Regions from separate parts of the Homo sapiens genome. Here region 2 is linked to region 1. The links are chromatin contacts, found by Hi-C in ENCODE. All regions are on one chromosome and are shown on one strand. The core of a region is the stretch at or near the end of the contact, and the rest is flanking DNA. Distances in the headings are between cores, read along the strand shown. Region 1 has its middle 41 kb from the start of LINC01107. Region 2 overlaps TRAF3IP1 (TRAF3 interacting protein 1).

Region 1 (5,166 bases), core at 1,712-4,211:
AGTCTTGAGCGTAAATTAGTTCAACCATTGTGAAAGACAGTGGGGCAATTCCTCAAGGATCTAGAACCAGAAATACCATTTGACCCAGCCATCCCATTACTGGGTATATACCCAAAGGATTTCCGATAAATCATTCTACTATAAAGACACATGCACACCTATGTTTATTGCAGCACTATTTACAATAGCAAAGACTTGGAACCAACCCAAGTGCCCATCAGTGATAGACTGGATAAAGTCTACCCCTCTTCCAGAAAGTTTGTGAATAACCCACCCCTTATTTAGCATATAATTAAGAGTGGGTATAAATAGAGCCAGCCAGCAACCCACAAGTGCTACTCTGGGCCCCTCTGCCTGTGGGATAGCCCTGCTCTGCCAATGAAGCAGCCATCTTGCTGTTCACTACGCTATATAAACTTGCTTTCTTTCACTGTTGGCTTGCTCTTGAATTCTTCCCTGAATGAAGCCAAGAACCAACTCAGGCTGAGCCCCCGTTTTTGGGTTTGCCTGCATCACCTGCAGTGGAGATGGTTGGTTGTTTACCAAAATCATTTCTCCCTTCTCTCTGGACATACTGCTGGACTACATTTCCCATCCAACATGACAGGTGGGCACGGCCTGACGACTGGATTGTCCAACAAAACACAGAAAGTGTAGACAAGAGAACAGCAGAAAGTGACGCCTGCAGCCACAGAGATGTGCTCCCAGTCTCCCTCTTTTCTGACTGCTGGGGGTGCACACCACAGCGAGGCCCAAGGGCTGTGATGGAGGCCTAGGATGGAAGGTGGCTGGTCCCTGAATTACTTCTAGGAGAGGCACCATCTGCTGAGCAGGAACCCCTGCCTGGGACAGTTGCAAGAACAAGAAATCAGCTCCTTTTGTGCCAGAACCAGTATGCATGTTGAGGTCCAATCCTACAGTTAGTGATGTGGTAACAGAAATGAGCTTTGTGCTTCCATGCCCTGGGCAACTGCAGGCAGCTGAGGCCCCCATCTGCAGGTGGTCTCTGCAGGCAGAGGGTTTCTGGTGAAGGGCCCTATGGGGTTTCTGATGAGGGCCCCACAGAAACCAGAATCTCTTCCCTGCTGCTTATTTCAAATTCTGCTCGGTTGTCCCTTCCAGGCCAGGCGGGTAATCTTGCTTGTGGCCACACTCCTCTTCCTGGGACCTGAGCCTGCCCTCCTGCTCCTGAGTAGTTCATTGTGATGCTGTCTGCTGTGGCTGTGGAGTGCTACGCGCTGGCCAGCCTGAGGGCGACCTGTACCGCCTTGGCCAAACCCTTTACCCCACTGAGAGATACCTCCCTCATCTGCAGCGAGAGTCCCTACCTTGTAGGGCAGTGTGAAGGATGTCCTGAGATGGTCAGGACTTAGCACCCTGTAAGCACAAGAGCTGTTCTTGGTGGCGTTATGATCACACCCACAGATAGGGCCTCAGGCAGGCCTCAGTGTCCTCCTGGCTGGCCACGTGCTACGGATGTCCCCATGCACTTGATGTGTCAGCAGCAGAAGGACCTTCAGGAGGAGGCAACGATGGGATGAGACGAGGCTCAAAGGAGGATGTTGCCGCGCAGAGACGTTTCGGGAATATGAGGCAGGTCACCACCTATGATTCTTGTGGTAGTGGAGGAATGGTGGCGGCTGTCATTGTGACACCCACTTTAGAGACAGGAAACTGAGCTTCAGAGAGGGGGAGTCCAGGCCCCACAGCACACAGCCAGGAAAGGGCCGGGCAGAAGGGGCTTTGGGTTTTAACCTAACTCACCCCGACTGCCTGCTTCTTCACCCAGCCATCATGGAACGTCTCTGTGCCTCTTCCCTGCTCTCGTGGAGGCCTGGGTCAGGCAGCTGCCCAGAGGCAGACGTGCACTGTGACCCTAGAAGACTGTTCCAGACAGGCCAGCCCAGGCAGAGACAAAACAGGGACCTGCTCCTCATTGGTGTCACGACCAAATGCAGGGGATTTGCTAAGGGAGGCGCAGCCATGAATTGGGAGCCAGCTTCGTGCTCTGCCACTCCTTCTTGCTAATCCCTCGAAAATCCAATCAGAGCTGTTTCCCTCCATGAAACCAACTGGACACAGCACATACTGGCCGGACCTCTGCCAGCATGGAGTGGATCTTTTTTCTGTTTAAAGAACCAGGTTTCAAATGTTCTTAATAAAACGTTTATATATATCATGCAGGGTGCAAATAAATATTTTAATATAATTGGAAGAATGTAGAGAATTGTAAAAAGTTATGGAAGTTTTACTTCTGATTGGCCAAGACTCAATAAACTCTGGTTTGATGTACTCTAATTTATAGGCGTGCAAAGCCAACTCTTTGGCATCAGAGAGGCCGTTAACGTTGTAATGATGTTTAAACGCTGACAAATGAGCTGCTTGGGCGGCACCTTCAGCCCTGAGAATGGAACTGTTGGAGCTGGAGGACTTGCCTGTCCCCAGCTTTCTCCCTTCCTCCCGTGCTGGTGGAGCAGGTTAAGGGCAGGAGGACTGTTCATTGGGGCGACTGCTCCCCATCGGTTGAGGGGAGGGCACAAAGGGGACCCATGGCTTCTTTTTCACTGTTGTCCCTAATTATGGTCTTTCTCATTAAAATAACAAGGACCATTTCTGCTAGAAACGCTGACACATGTTTTTACTTTTCTGGGCCGATGGAAACCACATGTAGAATCCATTCCTTCCTTTTTTCCCTCCAAAATGCAAATGGAAGAGCTGGTCCAGGGGGTCCCCGGTTGCCCAGCCCTGAACAGAGGCTTGGGGAAGCCCCCTACTCCCACGCCAAGACGTGACTTGCGCTTCTCTGGGCACTTTGTGCCAGCCCTACCAGGGAGTGCTGCCCCGCTCCCCAGGTCTCCCTCTGCTTGCTGGCACTGGGCACTCCCAGCAGGCATAACCCGAGCAGAGCTGAGTGGTTATTTATAAACTCTCTTGAATGCCAAAGCGCCAGGAACAATCCATTCCCCCCGTTTGCAGGAACATACTTTCAGCATAACTCATCACTTTGAAGATGGGTCCAAACTTTTGTTCACATTTATTGACAGGAAGTTGTTTTTCAAAGCTCAAGTCAGCAGGCAGGCCCCGGGCCAAGAGGCTCCGCCACCTCAAGCTGGCGCGGCTCTGAGGGCCCATAAATTGTGTTAGCCTCCCACCCACCCCTCTCTCTCCCTTTTTCCGCTAGAATTTGCCCAGAGGTTGAACATTACGTTTTCCCTTTGTAAAGTTTCTTCTTAAACTTTTTCTTTCTTTCTTTTTTTTTTTTTTAAGAGAAAATCACCTATTGGAAGTGTTAAGAGGTTCTTTTCCTCTCTGAAATTCTAACCCTTTATGGTGCTCTTGAACTTCCTCTTTCCCGCATAAGCCACTCTGAGCCCTCCTTACTGCATGAAATTTCTCGGCCAAGGGTCCTCCTTCTCATCCCCCTACTTGAGCCTTGAAGCAAGAATGTCCTCCCGGGCTCTAAGAGCTCTGCCTCTCCCCAGGCCTCTCTCCCCTCAACTGGGAATCAGGAATCCTAGGGCAGGTTGTCCCAAGGCCTGGAGGGGCCATCAGGCAGGAGGACTCAGTGATGTGGGGTCTCCTGTGGCTTCTTAGCTCTCTACTCACCCCACACATTTACCCTTTGGGGCTGACCTGGGTGTCCATGACTTATAGATCTAATCCTCCCCCAACATCCCACTAATGTTCCCAAATTGTCCCGCCCCCAGTGGGACCCCTCCATTCCCCTTTAAATAGACTCTTCTCCCTACAGCCCTGAGCTCTTCCAGTTACCCCAACCAGGGACCTGGGGGTCATCCCAGACCTCTCCCAGATTCCTGCCCCTGGTTGGGCACTGAGTCCTAAGTGTTTCTGTACCAAATTTGTCTTCCTACCCCTTCACCACTGCCTGGTTTCAGGCCCTGCTCCATTTTCGGGGTCACTCCCAGACCTCGGCAGGCCAACTTCTCTGTGTCCCAGATGCCTTTTCTGTAAATCGGGGCAATGTCAGTGCCCACCCCACTGCGTGGTGGCAAGCATTTCATGGGCTCATGTTTGCAAAGCACGCAGGATGGCTCTGGGCATCTTAAGTGCCACAGGTTGTTCTCCTGCTGCCGCTTTTCTTGGGTCTCTGGGTCACCCTGTCACTCTGAGTCAGTCCATTCCTTATGCAGCCACCGAGAGGACCTTGAAACAATGCACAGCACATTCTGCCATGCCTGTGCTTGAACCCTGTGCCCGCTCTCAGTTCCCCGTGGGATCCCCCATCCCTGGCTCTGCCTGTCTGCCTCCTGTGCCCCGCTGTGTCCAGGGGCTCTGGCCTTTGGAGTTGGCCTTGTTCCTTTCTGTTTCTCCCCTGGTCATTCCCTCCCTCTCCTTCCCTGTGAGCCCCTCTGGAAGGTGTTCCTGACCCTCCACTGTCCCTTCTACCCTGTCCTGGCTCAGAGGCCCTTGCCTACCCCCACACAGGCGTGCCGTGTACTCTGCCACGAAAGCTGCAATTCTTTCTCACGATCTCTGTGTTTTCCTGCGTTTGGAGACAGGGTCTGTGCCTCAGGGATCTCTGGGCCCACGGTGCCCAGCACAGATTATGGGCATAGTAAATAAATGCTCATCTAAAACGTGTGAATGACAAAGACCAGGAGACAGACCATGGCGCATGCGTGAGTTAGGAATTTCCCCCATGACGTCACCTCTTTGACTATTCTGATTTTGTCTAGTGATGGGTCAATCCATTTTTTGGTTTTTAACCTTGACAAGAGCCCAAATACCAAAATGAACTGTCTCTGTGTACTGATATCATGTGAAACTTTTCAAACCCAGGAAGCATTGGAAGCTCACACTTTTAGTGGGACCAGGGAGGAGAAGGGAGAGAGGGACATGAGGGAAAAAGGTGAATGGGTCCATTTTGTCTTGGAAGAAATAGGAAACGCAGCAGTCCGTGGAGGAGCCTCAGGGGCCCAGGTGTGGAAGAGAGTGCATGAGGCTTGGATCTGCAGGGGTGCTGCCCCGCGTGGGTCTGCCCGGGAGTCCTGAAGTCCTTGCTGCTGGAGAAGAGGGGTTGTTCTGGAGCTAATGGCATTGGAGCAGTGAGGTCAGATTGCAGGGACTAGGCACAGCCAGTGCTGGGAGGGCTTTGCCCTTCCCGCGGCTTTGTGCATTTGTTTTCAAATACAAGTAATAAGACTC
Region 2 (4,826 bases), core at 1,389-3,888, 230 kb before region 1:
GGGCGTGGTGGCACGTGCCTGTAATCCCAGCTACTCAGGAGGCTGAGGCAGGAGAATCGCTTGAACCTGGGAGGCAGAAGTTGCAGTGAGCCGAGATCGCACCACTGCACTCCAGCCTGGGTGACAAAGCAAGACTCTGTCTCAAAAAAAAAAAAAAAAAAAAAAAAAAGAAAATTAGTGGATAAGGATTAGAATTAAATAGAATTTAGTCACATTGACTACTAAACAATGCCCCAGCTCAGTGGAGAGAAGTGTAGGAGGTATCTGGAGAGCAGTAAGTAGAGAAATCAAAGGGGATGTGGCACAAGTTTCAGAAGCCTCAGCGCCCTGCAACAGAAGACTGAAGATGTGGATCTCACTAGTTTGAAGAGGTGTGAAGACTTCAGAAGCTACCCAGTGAGACATCATGAAATTGTTAAAATCTGTTAGTCATTAGGCCTTGAAAGGAATGGTTTAGAAACGACCTAGCTGAGCGAGTGGGCTTGGGCCTTTGGTGCACGCTCAGCATGGGCTGGGGTCCCCTTAGCATGTGGTGGTGGCTGTGACAGCTCTTGCTCCTCGTGGGACTGAGCTTTCTCAGAGAGACTGTGGGACACGGGAGAGACCGCGGTGGGACCGAGAGCCTGCGCCACCGAGCCCTCTCTGTGCAGGGCTTCCCACGCATGGCCTCCTGCACCTGCACCACAACTCACTGCTGAGGAAATTGAGGCTTAGGAGAGTCTCAGTCCCTTGCCCAAGGCCTTGCACTCCAGAGCCTGGATCCAAACTCTTATCTAGCCCCAAAGTACAGGTTCTGACCACAGGAGGGAGCAGCACCGCGGCTCCAGCATGCCCCAGGCCCGGAGCCTGTGCCTCCCTGTCTCAGTGCGGGGTGGGCGCGTTGAGCTGCTTTTTTTGGAGCAACTTATTTCGAGAATTATTTTAATCCTTAAATTCCATATTTCTTCAGCTTCCCTTTGAAAAAAAAAAGGGAAATTTGTGTTTTTAAAAAGTGTTAGTTAGTATTTTTGTCCTTTCCAAAACATATTCACTTGTGCTTACTGTTGTGAGACACACATGTATTTTTCTAGTTCCCATCTATTATTCCTTGCTGTCTGTTTCTGACCTGAAAAGCAGCTTCCAGTGAAGAGCTATCACTAGAGGAACAGGACTTGGCTGAATGAATTAGGTTTTATTGAGTTTTTAATTTAATGTGGGTAAAGCAGGCTCAGGAGGGCTGAAATGGACGAAACAATGGCACAACTTTATTACTTTTCTCCAGGGTATGGATTATAGGGGATATTTTAGAGTAAAGAAACACTAAGATTCTTGGCATTAAAATGCTTCGATTTCCTATTTATAGCAGTGATGCATATATAATTTTTCATATTGGACTGTTATTAAGGTTTTTCTGATTGAAATCTCCGTACGGTTTCTTCTGGCCAGTAGACTTCCTCCATCCCCAGATGTGACCCCTTTTAAACTAATAAAGCCTCTTGATAATACTTACAATACTTGTCACAGAGGGCAGGACTGACATTCACTTAGTGAAGGGCTTGTATTATACCAGGCTTTGCTCTATGTAAGTTTTATATTTTCAGGAATATTCTTAAATCCCTTAAAGAAAAAAAATGAAAATAAAGTAGAAATACATTTATTTTAGATATTGTTATTAATAATTTTTTTTTGAGACGGAGTTTCACTCTTGTTGCCCAGGCTGGAGTGCAATGGCGTGATCTCGGCTCACTGCACCCTCTGCCTCCCAGGTTCAAGTGATTTTCCTGCCTCAGCCTTCCTAGTAGCTGAGATTACAGGCGCCTGCCACCATGTCCAGCTAATTTTTTTTTATTTTTAGTAGAGACAGAGTTTCACCATGTTGGCCAGGTTGGTCTTGAACTCCTGACCTCAGGCGATCCACCCGCCTCGGCCTCCCAAAGTGCTGGGATTACAAGCGTGAGCCACTGCGCCTGGCCATTGATAAATACTTTGTAAATAAAATACACTGTGTCTATACTCTTACATGATGCACCATGTTAGTTTTTAAAACTTGGGAGTAATTTCTGTATATTAGTATTTTGGGTTCTGACTGGGTTTCTAGGTAGCTTAACAAAGCTTTTATTGTACTACAATAAAAGTACTTTGTACAAGTAGAGTTCATTTACAGTAAAAAATGATAGAAAATAATGCTGTTATTTTAATAGTAATAACCAAGCAATTAAAGTAAATATATATTTTTAACAATTTTGAAATTAGCTTTCTAAGAAAAGCGGGTTTAGAAGCAGGCAAAGCATTCACTTGTGAAAGACACTTTTGGGAACTTCAGAGCCTTCAGAGATTAATGGTAGTGATATTAAAAGTGGAGCGCGTTCCACTGTCTTCCATGCGGGAGCTTTCTGGCTCTGCTGCTTTTTGTTGCAGAAGCATCCAGTCCAGAATGAGTTAGGTGTTTTGTAAGTTTCTTTCAGTCTCAAACAGTCTGTGCTCTTCCCTTGATTTGGCCTTGACAGTTTTGAACAGTACAGCTATTTTCCTGACTGGCCCCCGGTTTGGGTTTGTGTGGTGTTTCCTTGTGATTAGAGTCAGACTTTGCATCCTGGGCCGAAACCTTCCAGAAACGAGGCTGTGCTGCCTTTGCTGCGTCTTGCTGAGTGGTTCAAGGTTTCAGATTGTTCCTGACTGCAGACGCTCTCCGTGGCCTCTCGATGTGGATGCTGTCTGCCAGCTTCTCTGCAGTCAAGCCGCTCCTTTTCTCTTTGTAATTACTAGCATTTTGGAGGAAGTACTTTGTACAATCGAAGTACCCTGTGCTTCACTAAGTTTAATCATTTGTTTGTATCATTATGGGCTTGTGCCTTCCACTTGGACTCTGTGGGCTGTAATCTCTTACTGCCATGATTTTCATGCGCAGATGGCCTCAGATTTGGCTCTGGAGAGCTCCTTCAAGCTGGCTTTGTGTCCTTTCAGCCTGCGCCCAGCATTCTTTGAGCTGTTCCTTGCTTTCTGGCTCATCCTGTTCTTTCCCTGCTCCAGCCCCAGAATCAGCCATTTCCCCAGGAGACCTGGGTCCTTTGATTGGAGAATGGAGTGTTTGCCACTTTTGGAGGTTCAGCTCTCAGGTCATCTCAGTGAACAGAGCTAGAGGGGGAAAATGTATGTGTCTGTGTTTGTTATATATGCGTGTGTGCATGTCTGTATGTATGTGTGTATATATGTGAACGTGTATGTGTGTCTGTAAGTGTGCATGTGTATATATGTGTGTGCATGTCTATGTGAATGTCTGTGTCTGTGTGTGCATGTGTGTATGTTTATGTCTGTATTGTGCATGTCTGTGTATGCGTATGTGTGCGTGTCTGAGTGTATACATGTATACGTGTGCATGTCTGCATGCATGTGTACATGTGTATATATGCATGGCTATGTCTGTGATATATGTGTATGTGCATGTCTGTGTATGTGTGTGTACATGTGTGTGTGCAAATGTCTGTGCCCTCCCTACCTGGTCTCCCTGGCCGTGTGGGTGCCCTCTCCCTCCTGTGCTGGGCTCCTGCCTCCATTCTCCCTACCCCGGGCTCTCCCACCCCCAGCCTAGTGTACATGCTTCCCTGGCATTGCCCACTTCATGGCTTCAGGACCAAATGGCTCAGGAGGGAAGATCAGTTACTGACTTTCCCCTGGAATGGGCATCTCATAAGGTGAAGACCAGTGCCTCTCATCTCCCTCTCGTGGCTAGCATAGCAGTGGACGTTAAGTGCATGTCATCAACTGTTGAAGAGATGAATTTCATCGCCAGTTGAACAGAAGTTAGAAGAGAAAGGGGGAAGTGGAAGGGAATGAATGATAAAATGTGGGGAAGCACTTGCCAGAGGTGAAAAACGAAGCTATGTGCATTTAGGGGAATTACGGACATTTTTCATGCTGTAGCCTCTGGTGAGCCCCATGCTAACACCAGGGGGTGCTTTAAGCCCATCACGAGGCCTCTGAGTGCTAGGGAGCGGGCATAGTTCTCTTGTAATGTGGTTTTCTGCCACAATTTGGACATTTGTCGTTTGGACAGTAATATAGATTTCTGAGTAAAATGTGATAAGAACGAAGTTTACTAGCTTTCTGATCTCAGTTAATGCGACATTGAAAGTCTGTTTTTTAGAGGTGCTTTGTACTTTTCGTAAAGAGCGTGAAGCTTGACCTTCTATGAGTCTGCACTTGAAAAGGGCTTTCATGTGCCAGGTAAAAAGGAAACTCACAATATTGGCAGTATTGTTGAGATCAGGTGTTTTTTTCGGTTTGTTTTTGTTTTTTTTGGTGGGGGGAACAACCAAAAACAATCCTACAAGTATATTGTACATCAAGAAAAAATAGGTTCTTTTGAAAAGAACCAAAGTCAGATTTGCTGTAGACTTCTCTGTGGCCCTAAATGCCAGAAGAAAAAGGAACAGTTGCTTCAACATTTGGAGAGAAAGAAACTGACCCAAGATTCTTACTATTTAGCTAGATTGTCATTTCATACATAAAAACAGTGGAAGACACATCCAGATAATGCAAGAGCTCAAAAAAAGATTGTTCTTATATTCTTCCAAACCTAAGCCTAAGGAAAGCCTGAGTGTGGGCCTGGGATGACCAGCGCAGTGGCCACTCGCCCATGTGGTGGGGGTATTAGAAAACTGACGAATCCCAACTGAAATATATCCTAAGTATAAAACACACACCAGATTTCAAATATGGTGTTGGAAAAGAAGAATATAAACTATCTCATTAGAAATTATTATATTGATTACATGTTGAAATGATTTTGTATATATCACATTAAATAAAATTTATTGAAACTAATTTCATCTGTTTCTTTTTACTTT

The links. A loop is a pair of places that touch in the nucleus more often than their neighbours do. Pooled maps may share reads with other maps.
Region 2: a loop to region 1 is called in a map of aorta, with 5 times the contacts of the local background. The contact joins two enhancer-like sites. A Hi-C loop is called at or near these places in 6 of 168 maps with a recorded cell type or tissue (Right ventricle myocardium inferior, aorta, ascending aorta and 2 more) and 10 of 50 pooled maps.

Annotation. Positions count from the first base shown.
Region 1 is chr2:238,594,335-238,599,500 of GRCh38, forward strand. No RefSeq gene overlaps it. Among named protein-coding and RNA genes, the nearest start is that of LINC01107, 41 kb to the left of the region's middle. Within about 2 kb of position 2,962, at least 18 of the 41 ENCODE cell types and tissues checked have a DNase peak (open chromatin) inside an H3K27ac peak, as active enhancers do.
Region 2 is chr2:238,367,021-238,371,846 of GRCh38, forward strand. All of the region lies in intron 15 of TRAF3IP1 (TRAF3 interacting protein 1), which reads left to right. Among named protein-coding and RNA genes, the nearest start is that of TRAF3IP1, 49 kb to the left of the region's middle. RefSeq lists a silencer at 408-611. Within about 2 kb of position 2,639, at least 3 of the 41 ENCODE cell types and tissues checked have a DNase peak (open chromatin) inside an H3K27ac peak, as active enhancers do.